2 separate regions of the Homo sapiens genome follow, and region 1 is linked to region 2. The links are chromatin contacts, found by Hi-C or POLR2A ChIA-PET in ENCODE. All regions are on one chromosome and are shown on one strand. The core of a region is the stretch at or near the end of the contact, and the rest is flanking DNA. Distances in the headings are between cores, read along the strand shown. Region 1 has its middle 99 kb from the start of LINC02450. Region 2 has its middle 190 kb from the start of LINC02461.

The links. A loop is a pair of places that touch in the nucleus more often than their neighbours do. ChIA-PET counts read pairs that join two places held with the same protein, here RNA polymerase II (POLR2A). Pooled maps may share reads with other maps.
Region 1: a loop to region 2 is called in a map of PC-9, with 7 times the contacts of the local background. The contact joins two enhancer-like sites. A Hi-C loop is called at or near these places in 5 of 168 maps with a recorded cell type or tissue (Caco-2, Calu3, DLD1 and 2 more) and 4 of 50 pooled maps. POLR2A ChIA-PET finds 5 or more read pairs at or near these places in 2 of 52 experiments (HCT116 and endothelial cell of umbilical vein).

Annotation. Positions count from the first base shown.
Region 1 is chr12:42,788,827-42,793,845 of GRCh38, forward strand. No RefSeq gene overlaps it. Among named protein-coding and RNA genes, the nearest start is that of LINC02450, 99 kb to the left of the region's middle. Within about 2 kb of position 2,110, at least 2 of the 41 ENCODE cell types and tissues checked have a DNase peak (open chromatin) inside an H3K27ac peak, as active enhancers do; they include PC-9 and endothelial cell of umbilical vein, where a contact is called at or near this core.
Region 2 is chr12:42,958,834-42,964,344 of GRCh38, forward strand. No RefSeq gene overlaps it. Among named protein-coding and RNA genes, the nearest start is that of LINC02461, 190 kb to the right of the region's middle. RefSeq lists an enhancer at 1,786-2,985. Within about 2 kb of position 2,683, at least 6 of the 41 ENCODE cell types and tissues checked have a DNase peak (open chromatin) inside an H3K27ac peak, as active enhancers do; they include PC-9 and endothelial cell of umbilical vein, where a contact is called at or near this core.

The DNA.
Region 1 (5,019 bases), core at 860-3,359, 170 kb before region 2:
ACAAACAAACAAAAAACAACTGGCCTATCCCGATATCCATTTTCCCCTTCCCCTTAGAAATAAAAGTCAAATTTTATTTAGGGTGGCAATGCATCCATTAGGGTGACATTCTATTTCCCAGCTTTCATTTTAGCAGTGGGGTCATGTGGCTCAGTTATGGCCCATAAGATGAAATAGAAATGTTGGTAGTACCTTTAGGACAATAGTATATATAAAAAAAGAGTATGCTTTGGTTATTCTTCCCTTCCCTGTTTCTACAGCTTAGAACATGGTTGCAATGGTTAGAGCTCCAGTAGCCTTCTTAGATTGTGAAAAAGTCACATATGGCAGAGCAAACTCATAGGGTCTCAAATAGCCTTGTGGAGTCTTCCTGCCTGGTTTGCTTACCTCTGCACTTCCTCTACATAGGCGAATACACCTTTTGTGTTTAAGCTACTACAGTTGAGTTTCTGTTACAGCTGAACTTAACCCTAACTGATACACTTTGTCAGTTTGATTTTTCAGCAGCTTCAAAGGACCAAATTGGAAGCAGGAAGGGCTGCTTCTGGTTGCAAGTGAGAAAAAAGAAAAATTATTACAGACCAGAAAATCAATTAATGGTGAGGTGGCTGACTTCAAACCAGTGAGAAGGTAGGAAAAGGTGTAGAATATTCATTCTTTTTTTTAATTGAACATAGTTGAAGTTGACAAGGCAAACTTCAGGTGCTTTTTTTTTTTTGGAGACAGAGTCTCGTTTCTGTCACCCAGGCTGGAGTGCTGTGGTACGATCTCAGCTCATTGCAACCTTCACCTTCCAGGTTCAAGCGATTCTCCTGCCTCAGCCTCCCGAGTAGCTGGGATTACTAGCATCATCATGCCTGACTAATTTTTGTATTTTTAGTAGAGACTAGTTTTGGCCACCAGGCCAGTCTCCAACCCCTGACCTCAAGTGATCCACCTACCTCTGCCTCCCAAAGTGCTGGTATTATAGGCGTTGAGCCACCATGCCCGGCCCAGGTGCTTTCATTTTTTTTTTTAAATGAGGATAAAATTATTTTTTTTAACTTTTATTTTAGGTTTGGGGGCACACGTGAAAGTTTGTTACATAGGCAAACATGTGTCATGGGAATTTGTTGTACGGATTATTTCATCACCCGGGCATTAAGCCCAGTATATAATAGTTATCTTTTCTGCTTCTCTCCCTCCTCTCACGGCTCAAGTGGACCTCAGCCTCTGCTGTTTTCTTCTTTGTGTTCATAAGTTCTTATCATTTAGCTCCCACTTATAAGTGATAACATGCGGTATTTGGTTTTCTGTTCAACTTCAGGTGCTTTTTGACTTGACACGTTAGACTCTTCATTCTCGCCTTTGTCGTCAGCATTTATGGAGCTAGGCACTGTGTGAGTGAGGACAAGCATAGTGTACCTCTGCACTCAAGGCGTTCACAACAGAGCCCAGGACGGTGAGAAATTGGCCTATGTGAGGACTTAGGGGTGTGTGTTGCAGTTATTTTGTGTAAGTGGGTAGTTGGAAGGGTTCTTTAGGAGAACGCTCCTATGGTTATTTACAGTTGTGGAAATTGTCCTAGGCCAAGTACAGACACAATGGCTGAGTGTAAAACCGAATACTCCAAGCTCCTGGTTTAGTTATCTAACAAATGACACTGCCTAGCTTGTCCTAAATCTCTTTCAATAACTGAAATTTATTTCCCTCTTGACTACCTTCTGACAAAGGGGCTCCTGTTCTCTTCCATTCTGTCATTCCCAGAAATACCAGTGCAAGAAAGCTTCATCAGGAACTAGGGTCACAGTGTCAGACAAAGCTTATTGTCTGGGTAGGTGATTTTATTCCAGGAAAAGAGCTCCTAAAGTAATACCAAAATACCAATAAATGTAGCTAGACTGACTCATTTTCAAGCCTTTTACGGTTCTATTTTGTAAACCCAACGTAGAGAATAATTAATTTCCAAAATCTACAGGACACCTTACTACCAATTTTTGTGGGGAGAGATAATGACTTGAATGGAACATAAGCAGAGAGTTGATTTTAAGTAAGGAAATGGGGTCAGAGAGAGGTTAAGTGGCTGGCCTGGGGTCAGATAGCAAGCTGGTGACTCAACTTTGCAGCTCCTGGATCTGAGGACTGCAAAGAAAACCAGAGCTCATTTCCTCTAGATAAGTTAACTGCCCCATATCTGTGGTCTGCCATAAGCTTTTAAGAGCCACATTCCTTTTGTGACTATAGACCTGAGTTCCTATGGCTTTCACTGGAGAATGGAAAACACTTTCAAGGTCAGACTGTGTTACATAGAGGGCAGAATAGCACTTATTTACCACCAAAAATCATCATGCAATTTGTAGGAACTGCCGTCTTTTGCATGCCTTCTGGTCTGCATGCAGCATATGCATAATAACCAGCTTGTACAATAGATGGAGTGTCTTGGAAACGATCACCTGCATTTATGAAGTGCTTACTATGTGTCAGGCATCTTCCAAGTGTTTTACATGGATGATCTCATTTAATCCTCATGATAACCTTGTGAGGTAGGTCAATTTATAGCCCATTTTACCACCTGGGATACTGAGGCCTTTCAGGGGTTAAGTTCCTAGCCCAAGTTGATAATGCTAGAAAAATGGTCAATTAAGGATTATGAACCCAGTTTGGTCTGACACAGAGGCCGCATCCTTTATCACCATGCTATTCAGAATTCTTGTACACACATACCTACGGTTTTTTTCTCTGCTTCTGTTATTTCAGTATTATAGAGTAAAACTTCATGCAGCGGTAATTTTTATCTTGACCTTAGACAAATAATTGGTCTGACTAAAAACAAACAAAAAAATGGAGATCTTAACAGCAAGATTGATTGTCCTACCTACCTGCAAACATTTCAAAGGTGCCTCTCTCACTGCAGGGTTGTTTTGGAAAGATCTTAGTTATATATCAAAGAAAATAATATCTTCCACACTAAAAGGTTGAAAATAGAAATATTTGGAAGTGGAACTCTATTTGAAGTTCTGTGACGTATGGTGACAATGTGAACTTCTAATACTCTTCATTTTCTGGAAAACACAATCCTCTAAACTAAAAAAGATGGTGGAATGGACATCTATGAAGGTTTTTGTTACTTGAAAAGTTTGATCCTAAAATGGATTTGTGTGTGGGTGCATTGGAAAATCATTCATTTCTTTTGAATGGGAGACAATAATTATAGATGAATAAGAAAAATACAACTTAAATATTAGAAATCATTGATTTTTTTTTAGGTGGCAAGATATCACCCTGGAATTATGGTTAGATATTGTAAATTGAGTTAAAAAATTTAGTTAGAAATGATTTTATTAAATAGGTGTGAAAAATCTCGATTTTAAACAGTGCACGCGTGTGTGTGTATGTGTGTGTGTGAGGCTTTGGAGCATTGGTAGGTTTCAGAATTCTGTTAAGCCAACTCTCATCAAATGATTACAAATATAAGAAGGAGGGGACCAAGCAAAATAGAAAAAATGAAAGTCATATTATAATTTTTCAAGATATGAATATTTTGAACCCATTCTTCTTTTTTAAAAAACATATATTATGAATTTGCAGGGATACACAATGTTGAGGTGGGAGACCCAGGGTCTCTTGATTCAGACAAGATGGGTAGAGCATCCCACCACCTGATGGCAGCAGACATGAACTGTGGGCTACTCTTTTTGAAGTATGAGTAAATTTCTTATAAACTAAAACTATAATTTAAAAAAATTAAAATAACCCTTTTTTAAAGTTGTAAAAGCAATGCTCATTTATGTCAAAATAAGACAGAAAACACAAATAAATGAAAAGGAAGAATTAAGAGTCATTTACAGTCTTAGAGATAGCCACTGTTAGTACCCTGGGGCATGTATTTCCAGGTCCTCTGTGTATGTGTGTGCACACAAAAGCAAACACGCATTAAGATCATTCTACATGCTATTTGTAACATGATTTTTCCACTTAATTGTATACTGTGACAATGATAATATATTATAAATGCTTTTATATGACATAATTTTTCATGGCTGTACTTGCACATTTGGGATTAAAAAATATTTTGCTATTATGAATACTGGGATAATTTTCCCTTTAGGAAAACTTTGAATTTACCATTAATTATTTTCTTGGGTTAAATTCCTATTTTTGTAATTTCTGGATTAAAGGGAATGCAGATTTGAAGATTTTTGAAACAGTCTATAGTGTCCTCCAGAGAGGTTTACCAATTTGCACTATGATTGTTTGTATATATGGGCCGAGGTTAGCTTGAAAGTTCTGAGGCAGTATTTTTGGTGACAATTATGACTGCATTGCAGATTGTGAATATTAAAAATAAGGTTTGATGTGGTTAGCCTAGAATAAAACATATTAGATGTGAATATGTTGTATATTACTATTGGTATAATTATTACCATTGAAATCCAAGATCTTTTGGAGGTCTAGATGAATGTCATACAAATTCATTGACTGCTGGCATAAGCCTTGAACATGTGGCAAGCTTAGATATCACTAAAATCTGTTATTTGAAGAACTTGCAAAAAATTGGCATGTGTGGAAAGCAGATGCCTTATATTGATAACAGTTAAGTTTTGCATTTGGAATGTTGAACCATGTGCATAAGGCTAATATCTTTGAGAAAATGTGGATATTTTTAACAAGAAAGCATATGCTTAAAGGAAAAAAAATCCTTCATGTGGTTTCAATACTTAATTTTTAGTGGAATGTTCTTTCCTAAAGGTGCGTGAATTATTTAATGCTCTTCATTTATGGAATATTATGTGATAGATTTGATTGTATTTTAATTGTGTTATTTGCATTATAGCCCTTTTAATGAGAACAGTAATTCTTGGACAAGGCTCTACATCATTGTTTAAAATGGTGTTGAAATTTTGTTGACTACATTTTCTCAGTCATCTCAATGAACCAGAAAAACACATTTAAGGTGGTAACATTATGTAAAGGTACTTTGATATATCCAGGCTTCTTGCAGGTAATTGATTCATTCCCTCCCTCCCTCCCTCCTTTATC
Region 2 (5,511 bases), core at 1,433-3,932:
TTCTCATGATAGCTAAAACTGATCACTGAAGTAGATTCCAAAAAAGAGTATTATGTTTTCCCCCTCAAAACTTCTTATATGTATGCTTATCTTATTTACTTCCAATTGTTTTGGAACAGTCCCCACTAAAGGCCATCCTGAGTTTTTAAAAATAGTAATCTCCTGATTCTGTGTGAATTTCACCAGTGTTTCTATGAATGTTGTCTCTTGTTTCTAGGATCCATTTCAGCATACCACAGTACATTTGGTTGCTATGTCTCTCCAGTCTCCTTTGGTCTGTGACTGTTTCCTAGTTTTTCCTTGTTTTTGATGACCTTGAGGCATACTGGCCAACTATCTGGTGTAATGTCCCCCAATATAGATGTTTCTGACATTTTTCTCATGATTAGAATGGAGCTATGGGGTTTTGGAAAGAATACCACAGAGGCGAAATGTCCTCCTTATCACATGATGTAAGAAGGTACATGGTATCCACATGGAATCACTAGCAATGTTAAACTGAAGTTGTTTGTACCATGTTAATATAATTACTTAACACATCTATAGTTAATTCAATGCTATGGTCTAAATGTTTGTGTCCTCCCCAGATTAATATGTTAAAACCTGATTGATGATCAGTGTGATGGTGTTAGGACGTGGGGTATTTGGTAGGTGATTAGGTCATGAGAACAGAACCCTCGTGAATGAGATTTGTGCCCTTATAAAACAGGCTCTAGAGAGTTGCCTTGCCCCTTCCACCACCCTGGGAGGACACAGCTAGATGGTGCCATCTATGAACCAGAAGAGGCCGTCTCCTCATCTGGCTGTGCCTTGATCTTAGACTTTCCAGACTCTATGAGAAATTGATTATTGTTGTTTATAACCACTCAGTCTAAGGTATTTTGTCACAGCAGTCTAAATGGACTAAGACATGCAAAAATGTCACTTTAAACTTTCTGATATAGAAGATCTCAATCTCATCTCCTTAAATTCAGAAATGAAAACCTCTCTTCTTCTGCTTATCTTCTAGAAAGTAAGATTATGTGTGTATTTTCGTGTGTGGTCTTACGCACAATAAATACTATATAACCTAATATTTTCCTCTTTGTCTGAAGAACAATGGTGAAATATGCTTAATAAGTTAACAGGGAGGAATTTTCTCTAAGGTTCTTGGTTCATTTCTGAGATCCAGATAGGAACTTTGATGGCAGGGGGCTCAACTTAGCCCTCCCAGTATTAGCACATTAGGTACCTTATAAAGTGTAATTTATTTAATGTCCCGCCAGCCATACCACCCTTAAGTGTGATGTCATCAACACATTAAATGAGAACATTTGAGACTTCCAAGTTAAAAAAGAAGTAAATTTTGGCAGGGAACTCAGAAGGTGGTACGGAAGCGGTAGTGTGGTCTCCTTTCAGTTGCACCTGAGTAATGCAGTAATGCTGATGAGTAATGCAGAGGTCAGTGTGCTGGGTGCTGATCAGCAAAAATAAAGAGATATAAAACTGAGAGTCAGACCCCTTTATTCTTAAAAAACACTGAGATGTTTCCCTCTGCCTGATTTTTTGTGGGAATATTTATACTGGAACTTATCCAAAGTTGAGTCAAGTCCGGGTGAGTGAAGCAGCCTCCAGGGAATAGTGTGCCTGTCCAAAACAGGTAATTACCTTGGCCAGAGTTTGCTATATGAATGCACACTTTGCTCCCAACAAAGCCTTTAACTTGCTCAGCCTCTCTCTTGAATTGGGCCCATTGTGCCTCACTAAACTTTTGAAATTTTATTGGCTCTTCATATTTTACTTTCTGTCTTTAGATACAATTTAACGCATTTACTGTCACAATGCACTCAAGCGCTGTGACTAAGAAAGTAAGAGATAACTGTGGATAGACAAGAAAGAAAATTTCTAGATTGAAGATGCACGTTGACTCAAACTGTTATTTCAGAAAGAGCATCTTAATGTCTTCTAGATCAATAACTCTTTTTGAATATCTTTTATGTGCAAATCAGTATGTTAGATTCAAATATGTACAAAGAGAAATAAGGAATGGTGCTACCTTTACATAATACGTTGTGAGACAAGGATCAAATCCATAATTAATCAATAATCAAATCCAGCATATAGATATATAACTATATTTATTCATTTATTTATTTATTGAGACAGAGTCTCATTCTGTCACCCAGGCCGGCGTGCAGTGGTGCCATCTTGGCTCACTACAACCTCCGCCTCTTGGGTTCAAGTGATTCTCTTGCTTCAGCCTTCTGAGTAGCTGGGATTACAGGTGTGCGCCACCACACCCAGCTAATTTTTGTATTTTTAGTAGAGATGAGGTTTCACCATGTTGGCCAGGCTGGTCTCGAACTCCTGACCTCAAGTGATCCACCCACCTCAGCCTCCCAGAGTACTGGGATTACAGGCGTGAGCCACCTCACGTGGCCAGCATGTTAAATATAGTAAAAATAGAATGAAAATATAGCAATTGATTTTGTGAAGCTCTTTACGTTGTTAAAATAGAGGTATGCAAATTGGATGAAAGCTCACTTTGTTAAGAGGTAAAGGGAAACCTTAAGTGGCTTGCATTTGGTTATCCATAAGCATTCTGAGTCTCATAGATAAAACCTGGGATTTTATTATGAGGTTATTATCACACTGAACTAGAAGTCAACCTCAGACCTCTCAGCTGCATAACTTGGCAGTTCCAAATACTGCGCCCACATTCCTTGGCAAAAACAAGCTCCCAAGAATTTTGAGTTCTTAACCTCTACATTTTCTTGGTGGTATGTCATCAACCACACCTGTAGGCACGATCTTTGTTCCTTTAACATTCCATTGAGCTTTGTACAAACAGTTAATCTACCCAACACATACTCTCAATTTTCAGAGTATTGGATGATGCAATAAATATTGAGAGACTTGCAGAGATAAAACAAGCGAAAGCATTCTAGTGATTCTTATTTTTTATTAATTCTGAGATGTCTTTCATAATCTATGAATTTTCTATTTAGGTTTTATTTTGAAAGGCACTGGCCCAGAATAAAGACTCTTATCTCTCATTTCTAGGAAAGGCATTGTGTCTCAGGGTATCCTTACCTTTTTCGGTTTGTTTTCTCCATATTTTGGGCCTGGGAAGGGTAGGAGCTTGATTTTTCTTGTTTTCATATATTCCCAGCAATGCATTTAAAATAAAATTTTATATTTGATTCAGCATTTAGGATCTTATTGTTCAAGGGCTATTGAAAATATTTAGTTCACCATACTTTTTAAATTCGAAGTTTTCTCTAGAAACTCAAAGGAAGTGGAATAAATGAGTATGACTTTATCTCATTCTTTTCAGCTCTATCTCATGCTCTAGCCATAAAACACTCTTTTTTTTTTTGCAATGAATAAACCAGGTATTGCAATCAGTTCATTGATATAATTAGAAAACACATAGAATTCTATTAGATTGTCTTCTATACTTTCTGCAGCACCATTTCCACTCTCAGCCCCCATTTCACTCCCTAAAGCAACTTCCAGTAGCCAGGATATTTTAGTGGTTCTTGTGGCAATAAGAGATGTGACCTGGTCCTCTCCTGAAAGAGTAATAGAAAGTCAGACTTTTTTTTTTTTTTTGGCTTTTTATCCATGCAGTCTTATCTGATAAACCTTGCCTCGTGGAAGAGAGTTTCATGGTGGAACGTGGGTTGGTGTACTGTTGTTAGGGCTCCAGATAGAATTGGGGTTTTATCTAAACAGCCAGAAGGGTCAGTTAAGATACAGAAGTAATGATGATGAGATTGGTAATGATAACAAATACATATCAGTGCTTACTATCTGCCAGGCATTGTTTTATGCATTTTACATATTGAAACCATTTGGCCCAGAAATGATAAAAAGAAGACAAATTTCAGTTTTGTTTTACATTAGCAATAGGTGATTAGTTACATCTGGGCCTTTTTTATATGTTTATTTAGTGAGTTAATAGTTTAGGTTTTTGTTTTAGAGGCAAGTGGTAGGTAAGAATAGGTGTGTCTTCTTTGCATTTAGGACAAAAAAATTGAGAACTACACTAGATACAGAGTTAACTAAATTAAATTAATTAAACTATAACCCTTAGAGCCCTTTCCATCATTTGTATACAACTGGTGTCTATCACCCGGCAAATGAGCAGAGAAGAAAATGAGTTATTGTCTGCCTTTATACCTGCCTGTGTTCCTCTATAATTTTCAGCAAATATTTCTTCTTCTTTTAAGTGTTCCCTCAATGCCAGCTGTTATGTTAAGAACTGAGATGACAATATTGAAAGAGCAAAGAAGGTCACTGGGCTATGGAGGTTTACAATCTGCTGGAGGTTATAGACAAGTAAATGAGAAATTTAAATACAGTTGGATAAAGTAAAAGAGAAATCTCAGTTTCTTCTACTCTCAGATACCTAGTGTCTATTATTTTGAGATTTTGCTATTTCACTATTTTGTGAATTTTGCTTAGTGAATTGCTATTCATAAATTGCTATTAGTGAATTTTGCTATTTCACTATTTTGAGATTTTGCTATTAAAGTAATGTTGAAACATTATACAAAAAAAAAGAATCTGCTATATGGAAATGAGAAAACCTTAAAGAAATTGTGGCTGTGAGTCCATGAACTTCTGCAATGATGATTCCATGGCATGGTGAAATTTTACTTAATAAAATGCATTAGTGCAGACAAGCTGTAGTTTTAACATTCCCATGTGTATAATTTAAGAAGACGGCAACAAATTGGAATAGCACCAAATGAAACTCAGTAATAAGTGTCTGTTGAACGGATGAATAAAGAAAAACAAAACTGACTAAAGAGCTCTTCCTCTTGCCTCTTAGTTGAGAAACATTTGAATTATTCTTTGTAACATGCTTAATTTCATTCCTCATGTTAATGACTGCCTTGCTAGATCTCAATTATTTTTTCAGGTTTAATCTGTCTTTGTAAGAAATTCAGTAATTCTCTTATTTGTTCCGTTTTAGGAACATCTGTTGCAAATCTAGTATTGAGTTTATTTGAAACTAACAGCTGCCCAGTAGCCCATCAAAAGAAATAGCCTAGGTGAAAGCACCCTGTAGATTTCTTTCTAAAAGGTTCAGTTTCTAAAAATTTACCTTTCATTACATTTAAATTATGTGATATGAAACATATAGGGATGGCAACAATTCTCACTGTTAAGCACGATGGATCAGTATTTCGTGCTTATAGTAATCCTGATGTATTTAATCCAAATATTTAGATATTTCAAAGCTACAGAAGAGAAGAAAATGTTATAATTTGAACTTGAGGCCATCTGGCTTATCTGGATCTTGGCTAACACTTTCCAAGTGAAGTGCCCCTGCCTAGACTCTGCAAGTTTCTTTGACAAATTCCCAACTCATGTCTTTCTACAAATTATGTTAAAATAAATTTGAACGGTATAACAGTGAGTCTTTGAGTGGAGTTTGCTTTTCAGAACTAAGCAAACAACAAGCTACTACTAAAATAATCATTAAAAAGAAAACCACAAAACTGCTACCAGACTAGACTC